Linked DNA regions of Mus musculus: region 2 is linked to region 1. A link is a loop called in an ENCODE intact Hi-C map of the cell type or tissue named here. Cell type or tissue: left cerebral cortex. All regions are shown on one strand.

Region 1 (8,000 bases):
GCCTGGTCTACAAAGTGAGTTTCAGGACAGCCAGGGCTATACAGAGAAACCCTGCCTCAAAGAAAAAAAAAAGAAAAAGAAAGAAAGAAAGAAAGAAAGAAAGAAAGAAGGAAGGAAGGAAGGAAGGAAGGAAGGAAGGAAGGAAGGAAGGAGAGAGAGAGAAAAAAAAAGAAAAAGAAAAACGTATTAACATCATTATTCCTAATGTCCAAATATTTTCAGCTTTCTACTTGCTAAACAAAGGTGAGTCCACTTTGCACCCTCCCTTGAGATTAGAATGGTCATATATGACTTGCAGGAGCTTATGGGATGTGAGAAAATGGAACAATTGGTATGTCCAGACAGATTTAAGAACAGGTGAGTGATATGCTGCAGTCTCATTTTCCTTCTATGGTGGACTTTAAAAAATAGCTATAAATTCTCTGAGTCTTCTGACATCAAACGCTGGAACTTGTTTCTTCCCTGCTATCTGAGCTAGCTCACAAGAAGCCTTGGCATATGACCTCTCATTCTTACTTGGGACAAAGCTGAGGTGCACTCAAGGCCAGGACAGATTCCATTAAGGATGAAACACCTTAATGAGACACAGCTTTCCCAGGGATCCCCAGCCGCGTGAGTGAGACCAGCGAGCACCAAATGCCCCTCCCCACACACACACACACAGAGACCAACCAATGTACTCAAGTGGCCAGAATAACCGTCACCCAAACAAACACAAGCCAAGTTGCAAATTAGCAAATAAATGAATAGTGATTTTTATCACTACTAAGATAAAAACTTGTTTGTATTTAACAACAGTTAACAGAGACATTAGCCTTGGCAACTAACTCTAAAAGTGTGTATTTGGCATCCATCAGCCTGGGTCTCCTAACCCAAAATAACTACTGTAATAGCACTAAGAAATAATCCTTTGTCAATTAAGACATGGAGAATTGTTTTTAATTGTTTTCTGTGTGTCTTTGTCTGTCTCTCCCTCCCTCTGTGTGTGTGTGTGTGTGTGTGTGTGTGTGTGTGTGTGTGTGTGTGTGTGTGTGTGTATTTGTGTATTTGTATATTTGTGTATACAGGTAAGGCCAGAGATCAACCTTGCTATTTGGAGACAGTCTTTCTCTGGCCTGAAACTTACCAGGCTACTCTGACCCAAGGATCTCCCTGTGTCTTCTTCCCCAGTACTGGCACCACGAGTGCCACCACTCCCACAGATGCCTCTTTCACATGGGTCCTGGGAATGGAACTCATGCGGAAGTCTACTGTAACACTAGAAATCTAAAATGAAGGTTACACCATGAGACAGGCAGGAAATTACTCTCAGAACCTGCAATGTTGGTGATATTGATTGCCCCGAGACACAGTATTTGGCAAAATATCCACCTGAGCTGCAGTTTGGTGAGAATGTCCCGCAAGTGCTCCTGTGTTGAAGCCCTGGCCCCTGTTGGGTACATGGCTGGTTTTACTCTGTTCTACATTCTCCACCATAATGTGGTCCAAACAATGGGGCTAGTGATTCCCAGACCCCACCCCTCCAAAACTAAGAGCCACCTCTCCACTGACTATCTCAGATATTTTATGATGGAAAGCTTGTTCCCACAATCTGTGAAAACTCATATGACAGAAAACGTATGAAACGGTGTGCCATTCTAAGGAAAATGAACACGATACAGGGGAGAGTCCCTTAGCCAGCCTACAATGTGGACGCAGAGCATGGACTTGAAGCACCGCAACCTCCTGTGTCTAAGACACTGAAACATTAGTAGCTGACTGTTACAAAAGCATATTCCAAGCATCCCGGGAGCCCTAACACTAAAGTAATGTTCTGTTAGCATTTAAGGGCAGAGGGCGCCCCATCACTACTGTGCCAAGCCGGGGGGGGGGGGGGGGGGGGGGGTTGTTCACCACCAAGGGGAGCATGGGAAACACTGGGCTGAGAGAAAGGACTGGGCTCTGGAACGCTAGAAAATGGGACCGGATACCAGACGTTCAGACCTCTCCAGTGAAGGAAGCACCGGGCTGCCTTGGAGTATAGGAAAGAGAGCCCCCTGGAGAAAGCTTAAGAAGGGCTAGTTCGGGATTTTCCTCTCTTTCCTGGTCAAGATTTCACAATCTTCCAATCGTTTTTTGTGAGAGTTTTGCAAAGTCATTGTGAAATTGTGGGGTTCCTCACCCTGGGTCACTTTTTGTTCAATAAGTAAACAAAGCAACGGTCTCTGGCCACACTTGGTTTACGGGGATCTCCCTTCCTAACCTGTCATCTCCCTGTGCTGTTCTGCACGTGCTCTGTTCTGCGCATGTGCCACACACACACACACACCCCCACCCCTACCCCCACCCCGGTGTTCCCTTTTCCCTATCGTAACACGTAAGGGTAATGTTCTCTTACCCTCCCACGCTCTTCTTCAAGACCACATTTTCAAGTCTCCCCATCTCCTTTCTATTATCATGAACTTTGCACACGCTCGCTCCGGAAACACAGATATCCGTGTATAAAAGTCAGAAGCTGAGATCCTCATATGAGGAGAAGCACTCCGCATTTGTCCTTCTGAGCCTGGGTTTGTCACCCCACTTACAATTTTGTTTTTCCGTTCCATACACTTTCCTGAGATTTTCATATCATTTTTCTTTATGGTTGAATAAAGTCTCACCGTGTCCATGTACCACTTTTTTATCATCTAATTATCTGTTTATGGACATTTAGGATGATTGGATTTCCTTCTTCTTTATATAAAAGAGCAGTAATAGCTAGGGATGTGTAAGTATCTCAGGGGTGGGGTGGAGTCCTTCCGGCACATGCCCGGGAGTGATATAGCTGGGTCATATGGTCTCCCTGGCTTTTGTGTTTTGAGAAACTTCCACTGATTTCCATAGGGACTGCACCAGTTTGTATTCCTCCTTCTGCCCATCAGCTAGAATGTCTGTCTCCTGCATCACATTTACGCACCAACCTCAACCCTTGCAGGCTCTCTAGTTCCTCTGTCTCTCCTTCCATTCCTTTCAATGTTTCCCTGGGGTTCTTTTTGGTTTTTGTTTTTAAATGCAGGCCTCTTAGGTCATAATTCAATATTCTTTGCATCATCTAAGGGATCCAGTTGTCTCCTTACCACCAAAATGGGCTCTGAATTCAACTTCAAAGAAAACTCAAGTGAGATTGTGTACTCTGGCCAGTTTTTCCCTGAAATTCTGCCTCACGTTCCGTTTCTTGCCCAGGCTAAAGGACACGGATGACCATGTAATCTCTCTTAAGTGGTGTTGGTCATGAACTTTCCTGTCTGAGGTTAGCTTTCTAAGCTGTTCCTGATGACAGGCAATCCTTAAGCAGCCAGGGGGGAAGCTCGGCTTTGAATATCCCTGTTCCATATCTGGGGGGGAGAGCCTCTCCATGTTAGTGGCAACTCCTCAGAAAACACATCTCCGAAAGAGAAGAATCATGCTATAATTCTTATCAATATGTAAGATGGCCGCAATCAAACACACATGTAGGGTGCTGTGTGACTTTAGCTTAGACTAAGAGGCAGCATTCCTTTTTTTTTATTTGGATTTAAGTTCATTTTGGGGAAAAAAATATGGTTTTTGCCAGACAGCCAGGCAGAGAAAAACTGGTTTTAAAATGTTTTTATACTAATTCTTCAACCTACCCAAGCTTTCCCCTGATGTTTTTATAGACCTGACCTCCACTCAACCTTTCTGCCTCCCGTAACTGCAGTCTTCATACTTGAAGTGTGCAAAAGAGGCCTTAGACATCAGCAGGAAGTGCAGGTGGGGGACGGAGATTTAAGTGCAATTGATAGCAGGCATCAGATAAATCTCAGCCCAGGGAATGAGTCTGTCCCTTCTCAAGCAGCAGGCTTAACCGTGCCCACATCTGGGATTGATAGATGTGAGCCGCTGCTTCATACACACCAAGGTGACCCCTTTCACTCAGCCTGCCATGGCAGAGATTCCTGAATAAATGTCCCCAGCCGAGAAAGAAGTGCAAGAAGTGACTCTAGCAAGCCAGACTCATCATCGAGCCAGCCTCTGAGCTCCAGTGACTGTGCCAAACCAGGCGTGCCCTGCAGAGCCCAGGACTTCATCAGTCACACTTCCCACAAGCACACACTTCCCCCAGAAACTCTGTCGATTCTCATGGAAACCAGCATCCCAATACTAAAGCCAGCCAGGCAGCTAATAAAGTAACTACCCCTAACCCAAAAGGGGGATTAATCTTGCCTCAAGACAGAGAGTGGGTCAAAAGGAAAACAATGAGGGAGGGGTATAGCTCATTAAATAAATACCAGCTACACGCATGGAGACCTGAGTTCTACACCTCAGTACCCATGTGAAATGCTGAGTGTAGTGATGCAGGCTTGTAATCCCAGTTCCTGGGAAACATAAGCAGGTGCCTTTCTGGCGCTAGCTGCCACCCTATTTACACTAATCTGCAAGTCCTGGGTCCCAGGTAAACACTGTGTGTGTGTGTGTGTGTGTGTGTGTGTGTGTGTGTGTGTGTGTGTGTGCGCACGCGAGTATGTATGTATATATGTAGATGTAGCTATAAATATATAAAAGTAAAGAATGATGTTGGCTGTTTTCTGCTGATTTCCAGTGTGCACACACGAGAGTGCATGCTCACACACACACACACACACACACACACACACACTCTAAAGCAAAAAAGTCCAAAAGAGGACGAGAGTAACCCTCCAAAAGAAATAAACCGAGACTGGGCAATGCTAAACTACCTGGTCATTTAGCTGGAACAGAATTAAATTAGTGGAAATTTGCAGTGTTTAGAATTGAAAAGCCTCAGGTTTTTTTCCCTACAAAAACAGGCACTCGCACAGAATCCTAATAGTATGCTTTCTTAGCCCATGTGTCCTTTGGGTTGGATCACTCTTTTTAGTAATATCTGTCAGCCGAGAGATGTGGGGGATTACCGATGCTACATAATTATCAAGCCGTGAATTATGTGATTCTGTTATTTATCGTAGCCTTTAGAAATATAAAGCTGAAATGATTTCTTGGCACTTGGATTCTTTCTGTGGGGGTGTTTGAAATATAAATATGCAGCCCCATCTATGTCACCACCTCCAAACTCAGTAATATGGTAATTCTAAGCCATCCATCTTTGGAGATTCTATGAACAAAACATCTTCCTGTCATGACTCCTAAGACTACAGCTGAATGTCAAAAGGCCCAGAAGGGCATTAAAGGGAAGATGGGGCGGATTGGAGAGGATGTCGTGGTTCAAATCTTGAGTGGTCTCCCAAAGACTTAGTTCCTAACTGATGGAGCTGTTTGGGAACTGATAGAAGACCACTGGAAACGTGTCGCTGAAGAAGTACAGGGAAGCCAGCCTCCCAAGTACACAGCAGTTCGGATCCCCATTTTCTTAAGGACTGAGCAGGCAGCTTGAATTTTGTTCCTTTGAGTTCTCAGGGCACTGCTACTTTCAGTGAGTTACAACGAGGCTAAAGAGCCTCACTGCTTAGCGAGCCAGGCAGGGGTGTTACCACATTAGGCAGCCCAAATCAGTCCTGCTCAGCATTTCTTCACACATGCCTGATAAGATGGAGTTCTATTAAGACCCTAGCCCAGGAGCAAATCTTCTCTGTGTATATTGCCTAGGAATGTTTATCAAAGCCAAAATAGATTTCAATCTCTCTTTATGAGAAAGGTAATCACTATTTGCATTCTGGATCCAGAGAAGAGGGTGGAGTAAGGCAGCCGGCCACCTGGCCGGGGAATTTGGGAGCTATAGAAAACTGGAAAGATGGGAAGAGAGGAGGCAGGAGAATAATTAGAAAATCAATGCAAAAATACACTGGCTTGTTAGTCCAGGGGTTGTCTTTAGCGTCTAGATGCTTTAAAGAGTTTCCAAATTGACAGGTCATCATATGAGAGAGTTGGGGGAAACATGTCAAAATACCAAATACCATATTATTCCTTTTTGATATGCTCACAGTAGAAATGTTTGAAGAGGGGCTACAGAGATGCTCACTCAATAAAATGCTTGCTGCACAAGTACATGGACCAGAGTTTAAATCCCCAGTAACCACATAAACAACTGGGTTAGGCATAGGCACATCTGCAGTCTCAGGCTGGGGATACTGAGAGGGGAGGTTCCATAGCATTTGCTGACCTTATCAAGTAAGCCCGGGTCCCAGCTAAATGCCCTGTCTCAAAACATGGGGTGGATAAACATGTACTACTGGCCTCCTATGTATGCACATTCATAGAGGTGGAGAAGGGAGGGAAGGAGAGAGAGACAAAGACAGAGACAGAGAGACAGAGTCAGAGAGAGAGAGAGATTCAAAGGGGAAAACAATTCAGTGTCTATGAGGATGTGTGTATGTGTGTGTGTGTGTGTGTGTGTGTGTGTGTGTGTGTGTGTGTGTGTAAAAAGTTACACTTGATAATATTGAATAGACTAGAGAAAAACAGAAGGACCCATCTGAGCATGACAGTGGTATTCAGGAGACAGAGGCAGAACTCTCTATGAGTTCAAACCCAGTCTGGTCTATAGAGTCAGTTCCAGGTTAGCCAGAACTACAAAATAAGTCCTTGTATAAGAACAAACAAACAAAAGAATTTCACATAAACAATCTATCTTACATTTCATAAGCATTTATTAGTCATGGGGAATTCGAGGTCCAAGGCCTATGAAAGTACGACCTATACACGATAGTTAGAAAAAGCAAGGGTTAGCAAATGGGCATCTGCGTGCTGCAGTGTCGCTGTGTTCTATGACACCGTGAGTTCTTCAAGACCATCTAAGTAGGAGGCCTTGGACTGAGTGGTTCAACTCTGTAATGGTTTCGAAGCTCTACGGGAAATTTGTCTTACGGTATTTGTCTTACGGTATTTCAGCTGTTCTGTGGTTTACTACAACAATAAGTCCATTTGGATCTAAGTATAATTCTACAGATCACATCTATATCTAGTTTCATGGATAGGAAAACACAATGGAAAAGACCTAAGACTCTAAATCACTGCACACTGGGCCACTCTACTATAACCTCCTGAAGTTTTCCACTTAAGTTTTCTATAGGTTCATAGAGTTTTCCAAAAGAGGGTTAGTTAGCTGGACTCTTATCCAACTCTCTGAAGATTGATTGCTGCATGCACTAAAACTAAGGCACAGAATCAGCTCTTTGAAGGCAGATGACTCTTGGAAGATTAGAGGTGTCTTTCACACGGTGTTCTGGATCTGGGTGGCCTCAAGCAGTGCCAGCTGAGAGTGGAAGCTTCCTCTCACAGCTTGGCCCTTAGCTTCATGTCCATGGCCCCAGGTCAGGTTAAAAAAGACACTCACTTACCCTGCCAGATGTCAGCAGATGCTATGCAGGAGGGACGGGGCAGAGCTTGGTCTGTGGCCTCCTCTCAGAAAGTTAACAAGACTTCCTTTCTCACCCACCAATCCTCCAAAGAGGGTATGGGGAAAGCCAGGGAAGGTTCCAGAGTTGAAGCTCCCAAACTTCTCAGGCCAACTAGAACATTACACATTGAGTTGGAAAATCGAGCTCACAGGGACTACAGAACACAATTTTTTAAATTCCATATCATGTTAGATGATTTTGACCTTTTGATGTAGATTGTTCAGTTGACAATTTTATCTGTGAATTTATCACATAATACTGAATTCTGCAATTTTATTGAATCCAATCCATTAAAATATGTCTCTATTTCAAATATACATCATCATAAATTTCCAAATAGCCCTCTATTGGGCTCAACTATTTTTACTGTAAAGTTGTATATCTACATCACAATTTATAGGTATTTTTGCTATCTTTTATTTCATAAAATTATGGCCCTATAAGCTGAATAAAAATCCTGCTATCCTAAAGTTTTCAATGTTTTCATTCTTCATAAATACCCAAAGCTTAGCACTGACAAATTCCATTACTAACTTATCAGCTTGATTTCCAAGTAAAGAAGTTTTTAAGGGGGCTACAAAGATGGCTCAGTGGGTAAGAGCACCCACTGCACGAGCATGAAGACCTAAGTTCAAATCTCCCCTCATG
Region 2 (8,000 bases), 110 kb after region 1:
GTGACGCCCCCCCAGCCCCACCCTTAGATAAATGGTCCTTTTAGGATCTAACAGGGACTTTGGCAACAACAGAGTCTGAGCCTATCACTCTCAACTGCACTCAGTTCCTTCTTTTGATGCTAATAACAAAAGATTTTTCCAGAGATGCTTAGCCCATATTGGGAATTGAAGCCTGTGTGTGCATGTACATGTCCATATATTTTTCTCTGTAATGTGCTGAACACATCTCCTTATATCCTGGCTGCTGGGAAAGATGACTGGGACTAATAACCAGTCGCCTCCCACATTCAGGGGGCCTTTCCCACCCTGCAGCCTTCCTACTGCCTCCATCTGGGTTTGTTCTTTTGCTGCATAAGAACTCAAACTGGGTGACAGGCCTGTTATTTTTAAAAAGCCTTTAGTAGCGTCTATCCCCAGAACTGTCTCATCACAATTATCCGCACCAAACGAGGAAACTCACATCGAGAATGGATATGGGTTTCAGCCAGCACCAAATGTCTCTCCTTCTGCCTTTTTGTCTTTCCGATCAGTCAGAACATGTGAAGCCCCAAATGAAGAGTAAACACACAGCCCAGGTCCCTTTCATCTCGGAACATATGTCATGGCGGGGGAGGGGAGAAGCCCTATTCCCAGCTTCAATCAGCCATTCGTTCTCTGTGACTTGAACCTCAAACTGAAAGGGATGTTGGGGGAGCGTGTGTGCTCGATGCAGCTGACTCCTTGGAAGATAATAGGTATTCGCGGCATACCTGAGTCCTGGAGTCATTATCTCCCCTGCGAGCACTTCTGTATTTATACATAATGAGATCATTACCAGGCAGCTATTCCAATTTTATTCAGACTTTAATATTTCTTGAAGGGAAAAAAAAAAGCCTAGCATACAAAAGGGTTTGTGATGCCAACTCAATCAGACGTGCCGTTGATGGAGAATTATTCAAGTGCAAGCCAGAACGGGATAAAAAATAATTTCAGAGAGGCTTCTGTCAAAGCCAAGTTCTCCTGCGATGATGTTTCAAGTGAATGTGAGGAACTGTCCAGAGGTGAGGGAGGAAAATAACAACGACCAGAAGAGAGGGCTGCTGGGGGATTTAAAAGGAGGCTCAGCCTAACTATTCAGGAGGGGAGGGCGAGAGTCTCCTGCAGAGACTGGGGACTCAGTCCCACCTGCTTTCAGAGAGTAATTAGACCAGTAAGACAGTCTCTTCACTTGAAGCAGTTGGGGGGTCTAGAAATTAACCATTTGTGAGTACTCTGTCCTTGGGCAGTTAAACCCTGGACTAAGTCGGTAGGTAGGACAATTCCTCCCTCCTCCCTCCCCCCTCCCCCCTCCCCCCTCCCCCCTCCCCCCTCCCCCCTCCCCCCTCCTCCCTCCTCCCTCCTCCCTCCTCCCTCCCCCTCCCCCCTCCTCCCTCCTCCCTCCTCCCTCCCCCCTCCCCCCTCCTCCTTCCACAACAACAAGCTAGAAAGAAAAGTCTTCCTATCTTCTCATCCACGTTGCATCTGCAAGAAAGAATATGGAGAGCTTTCCTTTGCAGTAAATCCAATTCATATTAAAAATGGCAGGAAAACTCAGGGACCAGCTGATCAAACATTCCAGGTATGGCTCCATTAGCTGGGAGCAAATTAGAAAACCAAATGAAATCAATCAAATACTAAAAGTGAGCACAAGAAAGAACGTCTTCCTGAGGATCCAAACAGGACCTTAGGGCTGGGTGGGAGTCCTGAGTGACAGTGCTCTGAGAAATGCTCACCACTAACTACAGTGCCTGCGATGATGTTTGCGCTCTGGATAAACAGGAGCTTCGGATGTGTTTCCGGGATCTGCATTTTATCCCGAGATTACAAATCCACAAAAAGCATCCCTTTAGCTCTTCTCTCCCTGTCCTGATGCTGTTTATGGAAATGAGCAGATGGAGCAGGCACTCGGGCTTGTCATCCCAGAAGCGCGGAAGGGAAGGGTTTGTGTCTTTTCTTAGGGTGATGTAAAGCACACACCGTCTTCTCCATGGTACTTCCTACCAAGCCAACCCAATCTAACACTGCAGGGAAAATTATAAAATATCCCTGCTCGCCACTGAGTTCTCAGTGTTACCTGAAAAGAGGTCTGGTGGGCTTTTCATATTGGTATTATCCTACTGAGAGATACCCTGTATAGAAGTCAGGTCTGGTAAAAGTGTGGAGGTTGGGGCTGGAAAGGTGGCTCAAGAGTGTCCCCAGAGCTCCCAGGGACTAAACTACCAACCAAAGAGTACACATAGAGGGACCCATGACTCCAGCCACATACGTAACAGAGGATGGCCTTGTCAGACATCAATGGGAGGAGAGGCCCTGGGTCCTGTGATGGCTCCATTCCCTACTGTAGGGAAATGCCAGGACAGGGAAGTGGGAGTGGGTGGGTTGGTGAGCATGGGGACGGGGGATGGGATAGGGGATTTTCAGAGGGGAAACCAGGAAAGGGAATAGCATTTGAAATGTAAATAAAGAAAATATCTAATAAAAATAAAAGAGTTAAGAGCATGTGATGCTTTTACAGAGGACCTGGGTTCGGTTCCCAGGCCACACGTGATGGCTCACAACCACTTGTAACTCCCATTCCAGCAGATCCAATCCCTCTTTTGGCCTCCAAGGGGACAAGGGATACGTGTGGTGCACAGACAAACATGCCAGTAAAACATTCATACACGCAAAATAAAAATAAATACTTAAAAATATTTTTAAATATGGTTAGTTAATAAATCCTAGTCCCTAGATGTGGGGAAGGAAGGAAGGAAAGGCAGGAGGGAAAAGAAGGTGAGGAGGGAGGCGGGATAGAGGCAGAGAGATCTTGCTGAGGACCCAGGTTCAGTTGCCAGCACCCACGTAGCAGCTCATAAGGGCCTGCACTTCCACAGAGCATCCTCTTCTGGCCTCTACAGTGCACATGCCTACAAGCAAGCAAAACGGGTGTTTTAATGTGTGTTGCTCACACACATTAAAAAAAAAAATCTTAAAGCAAAAAAAGAATTCTTCCTCAAGGGCTTACCGAACCAGCTCAAGCTATGGTTCACAATAGGATAGTCGTAGGTTGGAGGTGTTTATGCATGTGCTCACACGGGTGTGCAGAGGGAGAGAGCTCACCACCAACATGGATTCCCACCCCACCCCCCAAGGACCACAGTCCCCGAGAGGTGCCCTTCCCTCTGTGCTTGTACTAAAGGCATGTGCATCTTTGCCCAGCATTCTCACCTCGGCTGGCGGTTTTTGAGGCTACACAACATCCCTTTCCAACACCTCCACTCTCGTGTCCTCCATACAGAGTGCTCCTCCACACCACGTATCTGAGTGATGAGCCCTGTCTTCCAGCTGAAGAACTGCATCTCACAGAATTTCCTGTTCTAACACTAGAATACTTTTAAAAGCTTGAGCATCGACTCGAAGTGTACTAGTATGAATTTGGATTGGAAGATAATTAGTGTTACTTCAGAAACCATGAAGTACGGTGTGAGGGAAACAAGGCCTATTCTGAAGAATGTCAGCACTATTGGCCAGTGGGACAAAAACAAAATCGACTTCAAGGAAATGAATATATTTTTAATGCTTGTAGAAACATTGTTCACATAATTAAAACAATGTAAGAAATTTCCACCAGGCTTGGTGGCTTACCCCATACTCCCTTGAAAAACTGAGGAAGAAAGAGCCTGAGTGTGAGCCAGCATAAATAAGAAACTAAATAAATAAATAGGAAGGGAGAGAGGGAGGGAGGGAGGAAGGGGGAGGGAGGGAGGGAGGGAAAGAAGGAAGGAAGGAAGGAAGGAAGGAAGGAAGGAAGGAAGGAAGGAAGGGGAAAGGGAAAGGGAAAGGGGAAGGGGAAGGGGAAGGGGAAGGGAAAGGGAAAGGGAAAGGGAAAGGGAAAGGGAAAGGAAAGGAAAGGAAAGGAAAGGAAAGGAAAGAGAAAGAACGTAATGTTCCTAACTGGCTACTGGCATGAGTATTACCAACTCTCCAGTTGTCCCTCGCAGACACTCAAAGAACTATGGAGAAAGAAGAATTCTGGAAACATTAGTTATCAATATCTACCCATGAAGGTTCTGAAATGCCCTGATAATTGATTATTGAAATATGAAAGAGCTTGTTAGTACATACCTGTAATCCCAAGTGGTCAGGAGGCTGAGGCAGGAGGATTCAAAGTTTAAAGGCAGAGTGAGCTGACCTGCAGACTGAGTTCTAAGAGGAGCCTGGGCTCCTAAAATCCTAAAAGAGGGCTCAGAACACAGCCCAGGGGTGGAGCACTTATACAGAGTGTGTAAGATCTGTGTTTGGTCACCAGTAGTCCCCACCCTCCAAAATAACAGGGGGGAGAGTAAAAGATAATTTTCCTAATTTACTAAATACTGCGGGTCTTTTTAAGCCACCCTATACACAACCAGAAAAAAATGGAGCCAGTTTGGCTGTGAGCCCACAGAATCCTGATTGCTGTTTATAAACAACTCCGCTGTACTTGTGCTCCACAGGCACACAGACCTCTAGCTGCCAAGGAAGTCCTGCAGCCTCACCCCCATGGCTAGCCCACCACCGTCGTCGAAAGTGCTGTCCCGAATGGCCATGCTCAGCACAGAGCCACGGGGTGTATGCCTATCATAGCTCACACCTTAATTTCTGCAGCTGCCCAGGAATTTTTTCCCCATAGTCCAAGAACCTAGATCAGTGAGGAGGAAATAAATTGTCTAGATATGGTATGTGAGAGTGACCAAGATTAAATTTCTCTGCCTGCAAGATGTACTCTGATAGCAGATTAATAAGATTACATCTCCACACCGGAGCAAAGTGCCACCTTTAATCATTTCCCAGCGTGGGCCACCCAGTCTCTCACTCGTTAGGTTCATGAACAAGAGGAAAAAGATCACCAGGCAGGGTCAAAGGTCAAAACACCTTGTCTCTGAAGGCCTTTTCCTCACGAAGGGTTCTATGAATCAAAGCAAGGGTATAACCAACCTCATATTTCAAACAAGGGAAGAAGAATAGAGCCCCCCGTGAGTTTATAAGGGAAGCGGGGCAAGCTGCTGCTCTCAGAAGCAGACCACATTCGCAAGGAGCATCTGTTGTTAAGTTGTATGCATGCGTCATGGATGGAACGAAGCTGAGGTCAGCGCTTATGGGGTGAACTGTGGACCCAACTGTAAAGTGAGCCCCTAGGGTCTTCTACCTGTTTATGAGCCGTGGCTACTGGGAAAAAAAACTAGTCTGTGGTCAGGATGCAAAGCAAACCTCTTGCCTGAGTAAGTAAATTTCACCATGAACAAGGTCTGGAGATAGAATCTATGCCCCCAGGTGACTGAATTCTTTTGGTCTAGGTCAATGCTAGCTCTGTTCCTGTAGCAACAGTGTTCTCTTCTTTCTATCTTCTCCTGTGGAAAGCCGGTACGTGCTGCGAGCAATCGCATGTGTGCCGCCAGTAATCTCTGAGGAGAGCCGTGTGTGCCGCGAGCAATCGCCATTATAAGATGGCGCGGGCCTCCGCTGTGCCTAACTAGTAAACAAGTCCTGTACGCAGGTGCAAGAGTGAATTCACTCCTAGTCACTCCCATTCTCGGGGTGTAATAGTGGGGTGATGGGCAAGCAACGAATCGGGAGCTGTCACGCCATATCAGGTGCTGAAACGTCACGCTGCGGGTTATAAAAGCAGCGCCATTTTCCCGGTTTGGGATCTTCCTGAGAAGCAAGCAATAAAGCTTTTGCCGCGGAAGATTCTGGTTTGTTGCGTCTTTCTTGCCGGTCGAGCGGGACGCAATAAGTGGCGCCGAAGAACCCGGGAACTGTCATCACACCGGCGCAAGGAAGATCCCTCGTTCGCGGGGCAGAATCAGAACCGTGGGACAAAAGGCTCTACAAGGTACGTACAATCTTGAAATTTCTTCAGAGTTAGAAGCCCTTTTGATTGTTTGCACGGCGATTATGAGGATTGTCAGCAAATGGTAGAAGCGGGGCAGAAAGTTCTGGACGAAATTCAAGAAAGTCTATCAGAGGTAGAGCGGGGAGAGAAAGTAAAAGTAGAGAGGAAACAAAGTGCACTGAAGAATTTAGGCCTTTCCACGGGCCTTGAGCCCGAGGAAAAGAGATATAAAGGAAAGAATGCCTTGGGAGAGATAAGAAAAAGGGATGGAAAGGGAGAGAAGAAGGGAGATCGAGCTGGAGAGGCACATAAGGAAAGGAGCCTCTACCCGCCACTGGATGAATTTAAGCAGCTAGCTCTTAGTAACTCAGAACCAGATGAAGGGATTAGCGCCTCTGAAGAAATGGACTCGGAGGAGGAAGCAGTTCGTTATAAGGGAGAAAGGTACCAGCAAGATAAAATGTAAGCTACTCAGTCCAGAAAAAGGCAAAAAGCTGCTGGCGAAAGCCAGCTTGCTGCTCGGCCTCCGGACTGTCGGCTTCAGGGTCCTAGTGCACCTCCGCTTTATGTGCAGAGGTAGTGGTCAATTTTTACCTACTCCTCATGTAGGGGTAAACCCTCGTGGCGTCAGGCCATTACAGGTCTGGCAAATGGATGTCACTCATATTTCCTCCTTTGGGAGAAATCAATATTTACATGTTTCTATTGACACCTGCTCTGGTGTAATGTTTGCCACACCTTTAACAGGTGAAAAAGCCTCTCATGTTATACAGCACTGCCTAGAAGCGTGGAGTGCTTGGGGCAAGCCCACAATTCTTAAAACGGATAATGGGCCAGCATATACTTCTACTAAATTTCAACAATTTTGTCATCAAATGGATGTCACTCACTTGACTGGCCTTCCTTATAATCCTCAAGGACAAGGCATTGTGGAACGTGCCCACCGCACACTCAAATCTTATCTTATAAAACAAAAAGGGGAGTTGATGAGACTCTGCCCTCAGTGCCAAGAGTAGTGGTATCTATGGCACTCTTTACACTTAATTTTTTGAATCTCGACGAGCAGGGACACTCTGCAGCTGAGCGACATAGCTCAGACCCTGATAGACCAAAAGAAATGGTCAAATGGAAGGATGTTTTAACTGGTCAGTGGAAAGGCCCGGATCCTATCTTAATCAGATCCCGGGGAGCTGTTTGTGTTTTTCCACAGAGTGAAGACAACCCATTTTGGCTGCTGGAACGACTCACCCGTAGGATATTCATCAAGGATGGTGCAGAAGATGCTGACCTCCTGAGGACTGTTCCTGATCCTGACAATGCTGAACTTGTCTCAGGTTCCTAGTATAATGGGCGAGCAGAGATGGGCTATTCTCTCAACTTTCCCTAAACCAATGCCAGTTCTCCATGATGCTATAGTTTTTCCAAAATTCTTTACTACTAATAAAACAGTGGATTTGCCATATTTACCCTATGATCCCACCCGAGCACCATTAGGAGAAAATCGCTCTTTACTAGAACAGGGTTCTTTATGTTTTCAAATTAATGGACCAGGAAATTGTATCAACCTCACAGCCCGAGCTTTGGGGAAGTTTAATGAGCATCGAGGAGGTTGGGTGAGCACAACCCAAGATACTTCCAATGTAGAGATAACCTTTACAAATCAGACCTTTTGGCACGAGGTAAATTGGGTTAATGGTACATTTCTACCACCTAACTTTTCAGACAAAGAACATCCACACCAACCAAAAATAGCCCCTCATTGTAGTTTGGAAGATGAAGGGCTGATCCTGCCTTGGTCTGATTGTCAATCCTCCATCACTCGTTGGGCAGATCAGAGTAAAACCTTTTCCTTTTCTCCCAACATGATAGATGACCCAGAGAAGGAATTTGTTATGAAAAAGGTACTTTTCATACAGGACTTTAGAATGCATCCCTTTCACAAGTGGGTGCTTTGTGGAGTCAATGGCAGTTGTACAGAACTCAATCCTTTGATTTTTATCCAGGGAGGAGCAGTTGGAAAGGCTTCTTTTACTGGCATCTCAAGATTTGCTCAGTATTGGGGAATACATGATGCCTCCCAGGACTCTTATGGATATACTAATACCAGTGTAGAGATCACTGGGTTCAATAA

The links. A loop is a pair of places that touch in the nucleus more often than their neighbours do. Peaks named below come from ENCODE experiments on the same cell type or tissue, not always from the same donor. Only the 100,000 strongest peaks of a DNase experiment are listed, where the experiment ranks them.
Region 2: it touches region 1 in a loop (2.0-fold over the local background); 5 of 42 quality-filtered maps call a loop at or near these places.

The regions. Positions count from the first base shown.
Region 1 is chr3:50,988,823-50,996,822 of GRCm38, forward strand. No RefSeq gene overlaps it. Among named protein-coding and RNA genes, the nearest start is that of Gm35756, 50 kb to the right of the region's middle. In left cerebral cortex, no CTCF peak of the experiment used is centred here; DNase peaks (open chromatin) are centred at 4,062 and 5,022.
Region 2 is chr3:51,095,669-51,103,668 of GRCm38, forward strand. No RefSeq gene overlaps it. Among named protein-coding and RNA genes, the nearest start is that of Gm29230, 10 kb to the left of the region's middle. In left cerebral cortex, a CTCF peak has its summit at 3,326; DNase peaks (open chromatin) are centred at 442 and 1,914; H3K4me3 peaks cover 338 bases; H3K27ac peaks cover 2,165 bases.